Linked DNA regions of Homo sapiens: region 2 is linked to region 1. The links are chromatin loops, found by intact Hi-C in ENCODE. Cell type or tissue: prostate gland. All regions are shown on one strand. Each heading gives the region's core, and the rest is flanking DNA. Links, peaks and the distances in the headings are about the cores only.

The links. A loop is a pair of places that touch in the nucleus more often than their neighbours do. Peaks named below come from ENCODE experiments on the same cell type or tissue, not always from the same donor. Only the 100,000 strongest peaks of a DNase experiment are listed, where the experiment ranks them.
Region 2: it touches region 1 in a loop (5-fold over the local background); 4 of 110 quality-filtered maps call a loop at or near these places.

What each region holds. Positions count from the first base shown.
Region 1 is chr17:34,238,337-34,246,178 of GRCh38, reverse strand. No RefSeq gene overlaps it. Among named protein-coding and RNA genes, the nearest start is that of CCL2, 13 kb to the left of the region's middle. In prostate gland, for the core only: no CTCF peak of the experiment used is centred there; DNase peaks (open chromatin) are centred at 2,417 and 4,915; H3K27ac peaks cover 1,035 bases.
Region 2 is chr17:35,250,758-35,258,599 of GRCh38, reverse strand. All of the region lies in intron 1 of SLFN5 (schlafen family member 5), which reads right to left. Among named protein-coding and RNA genes, the nearest start is that of SLFN5, 12 kb to the right of the region's middle. RefSeq lists an enhancer at 688-1,887. In prostate gland, for the core only: no CTCF peak of the experiment used is centred there; a DNase peak (open chromatin) is centred at 4,049; H3K27ac peaks cover 2,323 bases.

The DNA of each region.
Region 1 (7,842 bases), core at 1,839-6,838:
TGAAGGCAGAGGCTGTGAGATAAGAATTCTCTCCATGCCCATCCCGTGCTCATATCAAAACTTAACTCCATCTTCACGTGATTACAGCTCTTCCTTCCTGGCTCAGAAGAGCGGGTCGCTCCTGTTGAGGGTCATGGCTCAATCTAGATCCTTGATTTCCTCCTGTATCTTCCAGAAACTGGAACTTTCCTTTATCTTCATGCCATTTCCATCTTCTTTCCACTCTTCCCTTCCCTTCTTCCAACTGACACACTCAAGTCTTAGGGGATTTTCCTAAACCTCATCTTCCTTCAACCAGTTCCCTTCTCTCTCTTTCCTTTCTTGAGAAACATTTTTGAATGATCAATCTCTACCTGTGGGGCTCTCCATTTCCACCTCCAATTAACTCCTTAACCTGTTGCCATTTATCCTCCACTCCTATCATTCAACTGAAATTCTTATGGTTTCACGAATGATTTCCTCATTACCTAATATGAAGGATTCTTCGTAGCTCAGATCCAACTTGAAAACACTGCCAAGTTACCACTGTTTCTCCCCCTTCTATGTCTGTGCTCTGCTTTCTCCTCAAATTACTTTCTGCCTCTTCTTTCTATGCTACTTTCTCTGGTTTCTCTTCCTGTTTATTCCTAAATGCTGGTCTTCTCTAAGGATTCATACTTTCTGTTTGTTTTTGTTTTCGTTTTGAGATAAAGGCTTGCTCTTGTTGCCCAGGCTGGAGTGTAATGGCACAGTCTTGGCTCACTGCAACCTCTGCCTCCCAGGTTCAAGTGATTCTCCTACCTCAGCCTCCCGAGTAGCTGGGATTACAGGCACGTGCCGCCACACCCAGCTAATGTTTGTATTTTTAGTAGAGGCAGGGTTTCACCATGTTGGCCAGGCTGGTCTGGAACTCCTGACCTCAGATGATCCAGCTGCCTCAGCCTCCCAAAGTGCTAGGATTACAGGTGGGAGCCACCACTTCCAGCCAAGATTCATACTTTCATTCTCACTCTTCGTGAGAGTTTGCCAACTGGTGGCCTCTACCTGGTTCCAGCCTGCAGGCATGTCCTGTTTGGCCAGTACAGTTTTTAAAACAAATACAACTAATTGCCAATACTTCAAATGGGCAGATTTCTCATTTTAAAATCTGAATTTCTGGTTTGCCTGGATGGAATCAGATTTGGCAATTTGAAGTCACATTCCTAGATGGCAACAATCCATGAGAGCAGAGGGACAGCCATCCCTCTAGGTAAATCATATGTTCACAGGTCACCAGAAATTCCCCTTCCCTCACCCACAATTTCTCTGTTTTCATATTGTTGGTCTATTTCACTCACTTATTTGCCTGGCCCCTATTGTAGTTGAGTGTAGAGTCTTTTTCCTATAACTCACATATTTCAGCTCTCATAATTCAGTAAATGGTTCTTAGATGAGTTCTAGATGTGTGTTTCAATATGCCCACTGAACATTTACACTTGGATGTCACTCAACTTCAATGAGTTCATCCTTCCCTCTTTGCAGTTCTCCTTTTTCTCCCTGTCTTTCTTCTTTCTTTTCTTTTATTATTTTTCAACCAAGATGTAATAAACCTCTATGGCAGATACAAAATCCCTATTTAAGAGGGCCTTGAGAAATCAATTTGGTTGGAAGAAGTAATAGAGGACTGGCGTAGAGGTTGCATTTGTGTAGGAGGTACACTTATTTCCCTTCTTTGTGTATTCATTTGGGGTGGCTTTGGAGGGGCAGAATCTAAGATGAATTTTTGAGGAGAGGGGTCTTAAAGCTCCCCAAACCATCTTTTGATGCCATCATCACTACGTTGCCAGGCATCATGCTGAGTGCCAGGAAGGCAAATAAGTCCTCTGCAGTTCCTGGTCTCATTACACCACTCCCAGATCTGCTACCCCTACCCACCCAGATAGTCAAGGTCGAAAGCAGGTATCCATCTTTTGATTTCCTCCCCATCTCCTTTCCCATCTAATTGGTCCCTGAGACCTGTGCATTCCACTCTTGAAGCATCTCAGCATTCATTTCCTTTTTTTCATCCCCAAAGACTCTGCCTCACTCTGAGTTCTATTTAAACAGTTTCACATCATTTTTTGCCAAGAGAAGCACTACGCTTCAGACCAACTTTAGTCCTAATAGCAAATATATCTATCCCAAACCACCCGTCTGATCTGCTTAAATGACTTCATACCCAGAAATTACCACTCTCCATGTCTATGCACTAGAACCCAACTCCTCAGTGTGGCCATCGGAAGGCCTGACTTGGCCTCTTCTCTATCTATGCTATCTTCACTGGTTTCTCTTCCTGTTCATTCCTAAATGTTGGCCCACAGCACCTTTCAGGTCAGGTCTCATCAGTCGCTTCTTTCAAATACCCTGTGCTGCAGTAATAACCAATTTTCTCATCTTTCCCAGAACGTGCCCTTGCAGGCATTGTTTCTCTTGCCTGGAAAAGGCAGCCAAGCCTTTTCCAGGAAGTCTTTCCAGACTCGTTTGGACACATAAACCTTTGCATTCCTTTATGACAGCCTTTGATTGCACCCTGTATTTTGAAGGTTTCTGGGTATGTTTTCTTTGTCAAATATATGGTAGAATCTACCTATTCTTCTTTGAATCTATCTTAGCACCTAGGACAGGGCCTGGCATTTACTTATTCATTCATTTGCCTATTTATTCATTAATTTAATAAACAGTAATTAAGTGCCTAGTCTGTGCTGGTCATGAGCTCTATATCAGGCACATTTTTGCTGAATGAATAAGTTGAGAGGTTGGGGATAGTTAGATATTAGCTAAAGAAAAAGGTTAAAATCTGAAAATGGCTACTGTGGTTTGACTGGGTTTGAACCACACTGGGCACAGACTCACTTTGCCTGAAACACTGTATGACAGTGGCTGAGTGGCTGGCTGTCTCAGGCCCTCATATGCAGAGGAGAAATAAAAATCTCTGAATTTCTTTATAATTTCCGTTACTTTTTCACTTCCTAGACAGCTGCAAAGGAAGGAAATATCTCAGTTCTTGGAATTCTCCCATTGAATGGAACATGAGGCATTGTGTTCAGGGCACAGTGTTTAGTGTCACTTCACTGCATACCCACGACAACCTTGTAAGACAGCAAGACAGAGACTATCGTGCCATTACACAGAGAGGTCAAATGACCTGCCCAAAGTGGTAGTGCGAGAATATGACAGGGCAAGGACTGGGAAACAGGTCTTCTGTGTCTGTGCCCAGCATGGTTTGGACTCTTAACTACTGCTTTGCCAGGCATCTTGGTGAGAAGTTGGGTCTAGACACCCAGACTGGAATCCTGGTGTGGCCCACAATAGGGTCTGCCCTCACATCTTGGCCTAAACCGCATCCTCCTCATTTCCATTTCTCGAATGTGTTTTGTAATGTAATTCTTCTGTCTTCACTACTCCAGGCCAAACATTAAGACTTTGGTTCCCCTTTTTGGTCATCAGCTTCCGCTGCTTATTTTCTCTGACAGTTATTTTTTTTTCTAGTTCCCCATTTGTCTTTCTCTCATTTCATTTTCATCCCCTTGGAATTTGTCATCAGCCAAGCTGGCAGTTTCGATTACATCAGATATCCCATTTTGAGGGATGACAGAGATTTTTTCCAGGGTGATATTAGTTTCTAGGACTTCTAGGAAAAAGAAAGCTGGAAAAGCCTTTGTCCCTCTCCTTCCATTTTCTGCAAAACAAACTGGTCTCCTATCTTGCTGGATGCTGGGTCCTTAGCTAGACTCTCGGGAAAATCCAGAGGTTACTATGACTCCAGACCCCTCACCCTTTGTTTGTGGCCTTTTCTCCAAGCTGACTAGAACTCAGGGTAACTAACATCCTATAAGTTAAGATACCACCCTGCCAACAGAGGGTGCAGCCATCTTGGGGAGGGTTGGCTGATATGAACATTGCATGGCATTGGCATCCAAACCTCGTTTTGCAAATTGATGATCCTAAAACACAGAGAAAGCAGTGACTTGCCCAAGGTCACAAAACAAATTAGTGACCAGGGATTGGGCTGGAACTTGGTGTCTAATTCCTTTTCTGAGAAGAAGCCTTTCCTCTGCCACAAGCTGCTTGGAGCATCAGGGGTCCTTGCTAAATGATTTGCAAAATCCCCAAGCATAGATGCTGGATAAATCTCTGGCAGTCACTCTTATTTTATACACTTTACCCTTAAAGAAATTGTCTGGTCACATACTTCTGGGTCACATGCTGGTCACAGGATGTGCAGAGCTCTTAAAAGACATGATTTCAGCCACCTGAAGCATTGATAAGGGAAACTGAAGCATGAACGTGTTAACTGATGGCCATTCACATGCCAGTCTCAAAGCTCCCAGGACACCTGTCTCTGCTCACAAAACTCTCTAAGCCGACCAAATAATCTGCTTCCAAAGAAAAACAATCATCAAGTTGCCTTTTCTATTATGATTATTATAACTACAATTATAATGATTTAGAGATAAGCTGCATTTTACAGTTGATCAAGCTTATTTGTCTATAATCTCTGATTTCTGGTCTTTACAACAGCCTGCCGTAACAGGCACTTTATTTTCCCTTTTGAGAATTGAGAAATAAGGTTCAGAGAAGTTAAACACTTTGACCAGGGCCACATAGATGGAAGATAATAGAATCAAGTCTCCAAATCTGGGGCATTTTTGCTATACTGCTGTCACACACAAACTCATACTAGTTAAATGTATCTGTAATAAGCATCTTCAATAGCCTTGCCTCTTTAGATCCTTACAGCAATTTTATGAAGTCGATTTCATTTTTCAGAAGAGGAAATTGAGGTTCAGGCCATAAGCAATTAAGTGGCTGAACTGGACCACAAATTCAGGGTATCTTCTACTACCCTGCCTTGCCTCCCATGTCTAGGTCCCCAGCACAACGGGAAAGTTCCAGCTGTGGCCCGGAAAGCCCTACAGGCAGAAAGCCAAGGCCAGGACAGCAGCCAGGAAGGACTCTGTTTCCTGCCCAGAGCTCTTCCTCCCCGCTGACTCCAGCTGGCCCTCTCTGAGCAAAGGAGGGGAATTTCTAGTCTGAGCAGAGTAAAGTTTTCTGTGACTCTGACTTCTTCAGGGCCTCCACTTTCCCTACAGGGAAGCTAGGGTAATAATAATAATAATAATAATAATAATAACCAACATTGATTAGACATTAGTGATGTCTTAGAGAAAGATTCATTATTCATTCATTCACTCATTCATTCATCCACCCATCCTTTAACAAAATTGGGTCTCTTCTGTGCAAGACATTATGCTAGATACTTGGGATACCAGGATTGATGAAACATGGTTTATGACTTCAGGAGTTGAATTTTGGTTCAGGAGACTGAATAGAAATGACAAGACTCCTAGATTCTTTCATCTACCCTACACTCCAAGTACAGTCCCTCGTTGCCCTCCTAATCTTTGCGTTCTTAAAACTGTTTTCCTGGATACCACAAGGTTCCTGGCTTGGTTCTTTGCCTACAATCTCACACCTCTAATCTATCCTCCACCCTGCTACCAAAAGACTGAAATGTGAAGCCAATTGTGCCATTTCCCTGCTGAGAACCCTTTGTTGGCTCCCCTGTGCCCTCAGCATGCCCGTCCAGAACTTGGCTGTGGCTTGGCCACTGCCTCCCTCTCCAGCCTCACCTCTCTTCTCTCCCCTGAGGGACCCTGCCTCCAGAAAGGCCAAACTGGTTGCAGAGAGTTTTATTCCCCTCCACCCACCAAAGGCATACTTCTGGATCTTTGCACGGTTATCTTCTTTACCAGACCAATGTCTACTTATCCCACAAAACCCTGGTCAGAAGGCCTTCCCCCTGCAAACCATGGCTGGAAAAGATGCTTTTGTTAATGATTGTGTATGTCAATTGGACTGGGCTAAGGAATGTCCAGATTGCTAGTAAGACAGTAGTTCTGGGAATGTCTGTGTGGATGGTCCCAGAAGAGAAGACAATTTGAATTGTCAGACAGTAAAGAAGATCACTCTCACCAATGTGTGAGGGTATCATCTAATCCATTGAGGGCTCAAAAGAACAAAAAGACAGAGTAAAGGGCAAGTTCACTCTCTCTTTTCTGGAACCGGGACATTCATCTTCCTCTGCCCTTGAACACTGGTGCTCCTGGTTCTCATACCTTCAGACTTGGACTGAGACTTACACCATTGGCTTCACTAGTGTTCAGACCTTTGGGCTTAGACTGAAACTACATCACTAGTTTTCTTGGGCCTCCAGCTTGCAGATGGCAAATTGTGGGACTTTTTAACTTCCATGATCACATGAGCCAACCCATCATAATAAATCCTTCTGTTTTTCTTTTCTTTTCTTTTCTTTCTCTTTCTTTCTTTCTTTCTTTCTTTTCTTTCTTTTTCTTTTTCTTTCTTTCCTTCCTTCTTTCTCTCTTTCTTTCTTTCTTTCTTTCTTTCTTTCTTTCTTTCTTTCTTTCTTTCTTTCTTTCTTTCTTTTTTCTTTCTTTCCTTCTTTCTTTCTTTCTTTCTTCTTTCTTTTTTTTTTTTGTTTTTTTTTCTTGACAGAGTCTCACTCTATCGCCCAGGCTGGCGTGCAGTGGTGTAATCTTGGCTCACTGCAAACTCTGCCTCCTGGGTTCAAGGGATTCCCGTGCCTCAGCCTCACAAGTAGCTGGGATTACAGGCCTGTGCCACCACACCTGGCTAATTTTGTATTTTTAGTAGGGACAGGGTTTCACCGTGTTGGACAGAGTGGTCTCAAACTCCTGACCTCAGGTAATCTGCCCGCCTCGACCTCCCAAAGTGCTGAGATTACAGGCATGAGCCACGGCACCTGGCCACATCTTTCTGTATTTCTATGTGTAATCTATTAGTTCTGTTTCTCTGGAGAACTCTGACTAATATACCCTTCTTTTATATTTCTGCAACATTGACGTTTACCCCACACAAGGGTTCTACTCTATTGCACTCACATTTCACTGATTGTCTGGGTCCTGCTTGTCTCTCTGATTTTTCCGTGGACTCCTGGATGTCTACTGCAGAGATAATGCCTGGCTCAAGAAGGTGCTTATTAATGCTCTGTTGAATGGACATAGGAGAAATTTCAAAGAAAGAAATTATCTTATCTGCTCCAAAGCAGCTTGCAAAATGCACCCAACTTGACCCACTCTCGTGGGTGGCTGGGGCTCAGGAGGAAGGAATGTGTCTGGTTTTCTAGAGAACAAAGGGGCCTCTTACAATATCACAGATGCTACAGAATGCAGGAGCAGCTGTTAGTAATTGTGACTGGGAAAGTCCACACGCTTTCCTGTGGCTTTTCCCTTTATACCAGGCCTTGGGCGGATTTCAAGAGGAAAATAATAAGCTATTTGACCTTTCCCTTTTGCTAGCCAGTGTTTCTTGCTGCTCCATGGTCAGAGTTTTAGCTGAGAATATTTCTGTTTTCCCCACTCAGACAAACTGACAATGCTAAAGCTTAGAGAAGCGGAGGGCTGGCCCTACACCCAGGTGCCTTGCTGGACCTAGGAACTGGGATCCATCCCTCTGCCACCTTCCAAGTCCTCAGGATCCACAGAGAACCACTGAGCTTTTCAATTACCTTCCCCCATTGTTGCCCTGTGGTTGATTCATCCTCACCACAGAAAAGTTCTGGTGCTGAGTAGAGGGAGGGGCAGTTCTCATCAGACCTGCCAGGTTCAAGAACTTACATATGCAGGAGATTTCTGCTGGACCCTTATATATATTAATTTATTAAAATAATTAGCATCTGGCCAGGCACAGTGGCTCACACCTGTAATCCCAGCACTTTGGGAGGCTGAGATGGGCCGATCACCTGAGGTCAGGAGTTCGAGACCAGCCCGGCCAATATGGTGAAACCCCCATCTCTACTGAAAA
Region 2 (7,842 bases), core at 1,212-6,211, 1.0 Mb before region 1:
AGGAAAACCAACAGATTAAGGCCATCCTACTGAGGTTGGTCCCTTCATTTATTCCTGATATGATTTGACTGTGTCCCCACCCAAATCTCATCTTGAATTGTAGCTCCCATAATTCCCACATGTTGTAGGAGGAAGCCGGTGGGAGATAATTGAGTCATGGGGGGCAGTTTCCCCCATTTTGTTCTCATGGTAGTGAATAAGTCTCACGAGGTCTGATGGTTTCATAAAGGGTTTCCCCTTTCACTTGGCTTTCATTTCTATCTTGCCTGCCTCCATGTAAGACGTGCCTTTCACCGTCCACCGTGATTGTCAGGACTCCCCAGCCATGTGGAACTGTGAGTCCATTAAACCTCTTTTTCTTTATAAATTAGTCTCAGGTATGTCTTTAACAGCAGTGTGAAAATGGATGAATGAAATTCCCACATAGCTTGAGGTCAGATTTATACATGAATTAAGCTTGTAAGGTGAGTTGAGGAGCTGAGTCTGCTGGAAGCACACCACCACCACAGAAATGACCAACAGGTTATATTTATGCTGTGTATTTAGTAACTATCTGCCAAGTTCTCAAAGTGGCAGAGTCTCGCAGGTCACCTGCAGAAAATAGAAAATTTTACATTGATATTTGTGGACTGGAGCTGGAAAGCAATGAGAAAGCTTTCGTGGTCAGAAGTATCTCTGGGGTGTGCTAATATTTATTGTTTTTCTTGATTCTTTGTCTTTCTCCTCTCCCTGAGACTTGGGCAATTTTCAGATTATTTTGTAGCCTAATATTGGGAGGGGACACATCTGATTGAGTTGGCAACCTGTCATTGTTGCTATGGAACAGATACATAGCAACGACGTCAGCTTCCCCTAATCCAAACGGTTTCCATCTTGTCAAAAAAAAATCATATATATACATCCTAGCTGTGTTTCTGTGAGCAGGGGCATTTTCAGTGACAAGGGGCATAGGCAAGACTGAGCCCAACATCTCAGCACCAGGCTGCAGTTATTCAGCTTGCTCCATAGTAACTCCACAAGACATCAAGCACTAGTGCAAAAAAAAAAAAATTGCTTTACTCCAGCGGGAACAAAGGATCTGAGATCCAGTAGATAATAAATCATGAGTACACAATGTAAACATTGGCAAAAGAGCTCAAGTTTTTGTTGGGGTGTTGCCAGGAAAAGCCACCTGTCCGGCTGCCAAGAATTGCCACTGGAATGGCAGGTCCTTGGTGAAATTAATTGTATCTAAGACCTAGTCTTCGACATGTCAGGACCATAAAATTAATCTTTTTAGGACCCCAAAGTTCCCTTCTGAGGGAAGGTGATTTCGTACCCCAAACTCAAAACAGAAATAGCTGAGTCACAGTGATACTTGATTACTGTTCAGTGGGAAATGTAAATATGGGGGAGCTCAGGTGTTTATTTCAAAGCATCTCATTCCTTCCTGTAGATTTAGAGCAGTGGTCCCCAGGATCAGTTTCTTGGAAGACAATTTTTTCACGGATGGGGGTTGGGGGTTGGTGAGGAGATGGTTTCAGGATGGCACTGTTCTACCTCAGATCACCAGGCATTAGTTAGATTCTCATAAGGAGTGCGCAGCCTAGATCCCTCACATGCACAGTTCACAATAGGGTTCATGTTCCTATGAGAATCTAATGCCACCGCTGATACGACAGGAGGCAAAGCTCAGGCGGTAATGCTCACTTACACTCACCTCCTGCTGTTCAGCCTGGTTCCTAACAGGCCACAGTCAGGTACTGGTCCAGGGCCAGGGGGACCCCTGGTGTAGAGTATGTGAAGCCAGATTTCAGAAGGCTGCTTGATAAGCATGAAATCAGATCAAAAGAGGCTTTTTATGACCTGATTGACCTCAGTATCCACAATTTCATGCAGCTGTGCCACAAGGCAATCACTAAAAGGAAGGTGGCATCGTGTAATAGTAAATCACTTGGGCTGTGGAATGAGGAAACCCTGAGTTCAAACTCCCAGTATTTGCCAGCTTTGTGTCTTTAGGAAAATTGTTTTAACCTACTTGCATATACTCTGAAACAGGTGTAAAAGAACCAAACTGGTAGTGTTTTGTGAGATTAAAACAGAAAAAAAAAAGCAGATATCCTGGAGAGATGAACAAGAATTTTCAAAGGATTGCTGTTCAAAATAGCAAAAAATTGGAAATACACAGTAATAAAGTCATTCTCAATATGGAAAATGACATCCACTTTCACTATTACATGCACTATTTTGTTTTGTTTTTTGAGATGGAGTCTACTTCTTGTTGCCCAGGCTGGAGTGCAGTGGTGTGATCTCGGCTCAGTGTAAACTCTGCCTCCCAGGTTCAAGCGATTCTCCTGCCTCAGCCTCCCGAGGATCTGGGACTACAGGTGCCTGCCACCATTCCCGGCTAATTTTTGTATTTTTAGTAGAGACAGGGTTTCACCATGTTTGCCAGGCTGGTCTTGAACTCCTGACCTCCGGTGATCTGCCCGCCTTGGCCTCCCAATATACTGGCATTACAGGCGTAAGCCACCGCGCCCAGCCTACATGCACTATTTTGAATGAACTCTAAGAATATAATGTTGTAAAAAATACACAAACCACAGAATACATCTATTATGATTCCATTTATATGAAGTTCAAAAACAGGTAAAACTAAATAATGTGTTATTTAGGGAGACATATATAGGTAGTAATATCATAAAGAAAAGTAAGGAAATAATAGAACATTCAAAATAGTGGCTACCTCTGTTTGGGGAGGAAGAGGGTGGAATTAGGGAGACAGAGAAATAGGGGAGAAATATACAGGAAGCTTCTTAGCTTCTAGAAATGTATTTCTTAATCTGGAGTGAATACATGTGTGTTTATTTTAATATTTTTTTAACTATGTAATAAAGTTTTATTCTCTGTTGTATGTGTGGTATACTTTACAATAAAATTATCCCAAAATGAAATGAGTTTTCATTTTTTTTCCCAGGCACTGTTATACAAGTACAAGCTTTCTGCTCAGGCAGACAATGGTTCCCTGCAGGACTCCATCCATTGTTCCATGTATGTCTTTTCATCTCTAGTTAAAGCCCTAAGGCTCTACCTCCCAACTCTGAGAGACACACAGATTAGATTAGATTCCGCTAAAACACCCATGCGTATGCACATGTGCGCACGCATACACACACATATCATGGTAGTCATTTTCTAAAAGCAGATTCAGTGTTTTCTATGTTGTTTTTATTTCAACTTACATTTTTCCCAGCAGTAAAAGTAATATGTGCTCAATGTGTCAAAGAAAGAAAAACCAAAGGCAGAATTAAAGAAAAAGAACACTTATAGATTCACCATTTAAAGATTTAGCATTCTAATGCATTTCCTTCAGCACTTTTCTCTAAATATTTTTGTGTTGTTGGTTTGCAGAGCCATTAACAATAAGATTTGTCTTTTTTAACATCATTAATCCTTTTTCTAATTAGAAGAATAACAGGAGATTCTAACTTAAGAATCCCAAGAAAGATGTCTGTACCTCCTTCACCCCTCATAGATTATTGAAAAACAATAGTGAGTTTTTTAAAATCCAGAAATTTATTTATTTATTTATTTTGATTTTTTTGAGACAGAGCCTCGCTCTATTGCCCAGGCTGTAGTGCAGTGGTGTGATCTCAGCTCACTGCAACCTCTGCCTCCTGGGTTCAAGTGATTCTCCTTCCTCAGCCTTCTGAGTAGCTGGGACTACAGGCACAAGCCACCATGCCCAGCTAATTTTTGTATTTTTAGTAGAGACAGGGTTTCGCCATGTTAGCCAGGCTGGTCTCGAACTCCTGACCTCAGGTGATCCACCCGCTTCAGCCTCCCAAATTGCTGGGATTACAGGCGTGAGCCACCACGCCCGGCCGAAATCCAGAAATTTAAACCTCAACATGTACGCAGAAGGAATGCCAAGTGCACTGAAAACTTGAGCAGGGAAGTTGATGACACCAAAATAGAATGCCTGCAGTAATGGATGCTGGGCATTGCTGGCAAAATTTGAAGTTCTCTGAAGTAGGAAGAAAAACAGTGACTCATGCATGATTACAGAACCCTGTGTCGTAAGAGTTGGCACTGTGAACTGAGATTTCAGATTTCATGCTCTCTGGACACTGTCTTTGCCCTGCCCCCTGCATTTCTTCCCTCAAAAAAGTGGATGCAGGAAACAAGAGATTCAACAAGGAAAGGAAGTTTAAAAATCCCCTGGATGTTTGTGAAGGGAGGTCTGGGAATAACAGCTGCAGAGCAGGCCTACAGATCACAGGCAAAACTGCACAACAGAGCAGCAGGCTTCGGTGGACAGAGCCTAAGACCATGCAATTGACAGATCACTTAGTAAACTGAGAGGGTGGAGAGTAGGGGATGAATTGGTCATAGGCACTTAGGAAGACAGACAAATACAAATATAAGACAATAATGCTAAGTTAAAATAAAAAGTAGTATAGTAAATAAAAGATAACCATAAGGCATTATTTGGCACCGTTGTAAATAAAGTCCTAGTCATGATAATATAAACTCCGAATATTGTTCTGATAAAAAATGATGATATAAGATATAGTTGTATTGGCAGGATGTGGAGAAGGAAGGCATAGGATAAGAAGTGTTGGCCAGGCACAGTGGCTCATGCTTGTAATCCCAGCACTTTGGGAAGACAAGGTGGGCGGATCACCTGAGGTTAGGAGTTCAAGACCAGCCTGGCCAACACAGTGAAATCCCATCTCTACGAAAAATACAAAAATTAGCCAGGCAAGGTGGCATGCGGCTGTAGTCTCAGCTACTCAGGAGGCTGAGGCACAAGAATCACTTGAGCCCAGGAGCTGGAGATTGCAGTGAGCTGAGATCATGCCACTGCACTCCAGCCTGGGTGACAGAGTGAGACTCCATCTCAAAAAAAAAAAAAAAAAAAAAAAAACTGTTAGCTATACTCAGGCCAGGCACAGCGGCTCACACCTGTAATTCCCCCATTTTGGGAGGCCAAGGTGGGAGGATTGCTTGAGGCCAGGAGCTTAAGACCAGCCTGGGCAACATAATGGGATAACGAGTTCTTATCTCTTCAAAAACCAAAACACCAAGCATGGTGGCATGCACCTGTAGTCCTACCTACTTGGGAAGCTGAGGTAGGAGGATCTCCTGAGCCCAGTGGATTGAGGCTGCAGTGAGCCAAGATCATACCACTGCACTCCAGCCTGGGCAACAGAGGGAGACCCTGTCTCCAAAGATTTAAAAGAGAGAGAGAGAGAGAGTGCTATACAGTCATCTTCCAGAAATAAACAGTATCTTTTATGGTCTGAATGTTTGCAACTCCCTAAAGTTCATTGTGCAAATCCTAACCCTAAAGGTGCTGGTATTAGGAGATAGGGCCATTGGAAGGTGATTAGGTCATGATGATGTACCCTCATAAGTGAGATTAGTGCCCTTATGAAAGAGGTCCAAGGGAGCATATACACCCCCGCTACCATGCGAGGACCCAGTGAGAAGGCACCATCTATGAGGGCCCTCTCCAGATACCAAATCTCTCAGCACCTTGGACTTCCCAGCCACCAAAATTGTGTGCAATAAATTTTTGTTGTTTAAAAGCCACCCAGTCCATGGTATTTTGTTACAGCAGCCCAAATTGACTAAGACAATATCTAAAATGAGAGGGGGTGGGAGGGAGAAAGGAGAAAATAAGCATGCTGTTTAGAAATACAGAAACACGTGCCAGAAGAAAAAGCCCGAGAGACAAGAGGCTCCTGGCAAGCAGAAGTGGGAGAGGCTGAGGCCATTGGTTTCCTTACTGTGTCTAAGGAACTATGATTTTCAAAACTACATTCATGAGACTTTCACTTCCAGTCAGAATAAAGTACTAGGGACTAGGCTACTCTCCTGTCTGAAACAACTAAAACATTTTTGAAGAAAATTTGATGAACACTAGAAAAAATCAAGATCTAAAATCTAAGATGTTACACAAACCTTAAGCACAAGAAATGTGAAAAAAAAAAATACTGAGGAACATCATAATTAAATTGTTCAAAACCAGTGATACAGAAAAAAATCTTAAAAGCATCCAGAGGAAAAAGGCACATTATCTATAGAGGAACAAAAGATGACATTAGAATTTTTCCAGGATTATGTTGTTGACAGGCGACACATAACCTGAAAATATCCTCAGCTGTCCTTTTTGGTTTTTGTTTTTTTAGAGACAGGGCTTTTCACTCTGTCACCCAGGCTGGAGTGCAGTCATGGCTCACTATAGCCTTGAACTCTTAGGCTCAAGCTATCCTCCTGCCTTAGCCTCCCAAGTAGCTAGGACTACAAGAACGCGCCACAATGCACAGCTAATTTTTTAAATTTTTTGTACAGATAGGGTCTTACAAGATTGCCTAGGCTGGTCTCAAACTCATAACCTCAAGCAATCCTCCTGCCTCAGCCTCTTAAAGTGCTGGGATTACAGGTATGAGCCACCATGCCCCACCGCTCAGCTGTCTTTTTAGTTTTCCCACGGATGTGGATTTAAGATAGTGACCAATTTGTCTATATTATAATGAGTAATTTCATGGAGAAATTTAGCTAATATCCATTTTAAATAATTTGGTGCCAGCAAGTGGCCATTTTGAGAGCACCAGAGATTATGAGAGTAAAGATTCAACCAGATTTTTTCATGGGTGGATCACCTGGGGGCAGGAGTTTGAGACCAGCCTGGCCAACATGGTGAAACCCTGTTTCTACTAAAATTACAAAAATTAGCAGGGCGTGGTGGTGTGTGCCTGTAATCCCAGCTACTCGGGAGGTTGAGGCAGGAGAATCGCTTGAACCTAGGAGGCAGAAGTTGCAGTGAGCCGAAATCATGCCATTGCACTCCAGCGTGGGCGACAGAACAAGACTCTGTCTTTAAAAAAAAAAAAAAAAAAAAAAAAAAAGTCCGGGCGCCATGGCTCATGCCTGTAATCCCAGCACTTTGGGAGGCCGAGGCTGGCAGATCACGAGGTCAGAGATTGAGACCATCCTGGCTAACACGGTGAAACCCCGTCTCTACTAAAAATACAAAAAATTAACCTGGCGTGGTGGCGGGTGCCTGTAGTCCCAGCTACTCGGGAGGTTGAGGCAGGAGAATGGCGTGAACCCGGGAGGCGGAGCTTGCAGTGAGCCGAGATCGCGCCACTGCACTCCAGCCTGGGTGACAGAGCGAGACTCCGTCTCAAAAAACAAAAAAACAAACAAAAAAAAACCCCAAATTAGTAATGTTTGTGTTGCATGAGAAACCATGAGGTCAGGCGGGGAATGAGCCTAGAGCTAGTTTGGCAGAAGCATCATCAAGTTTTGCAGTGACAGCTAATGCCCTAAACCAATAGAAATAAGCCTTTTAAACAGGTCAAGAGTGAGGCTACAGCAAATAATGGGGTTTTCATGGTTTCCATGAAGTTGAAGGCCCAAGGGCTTCTCTACATCGCTCTCGCACAAATAGACAAAATGGCTTTCTACAGTTGGGGTGCTTTGGGAAGGAGGCTGTTGAAGAACTGATTTCAGGTTCCAGGAGGTCTTTATGTTTGGACTTTCAAAGGAGAGAATCCCTCACTGAAGACAGTCAATCCATAAAGAGGTGCTCCAATTTCAGAAAACTTTGGCACCTATTGTTTGCAATATCCAGTTAACCTAGAAATCCTCTCATCTGTCATTTTGTGAGGGATTTACAATAACTTCGGATAATCTTTATCAGGAGAGAATATTTATCCCTCCTTAGAGAGGTTTACTTCAAATAATGAATTGTGTTTTGGTAAAATTGTAATTTAGCCTTAAAAATTTTATGTCCCTTCTCTACTAAGGCTGAGAGCAAGAAAATGGAATCCTTTTAACAGGCTTCCTTGT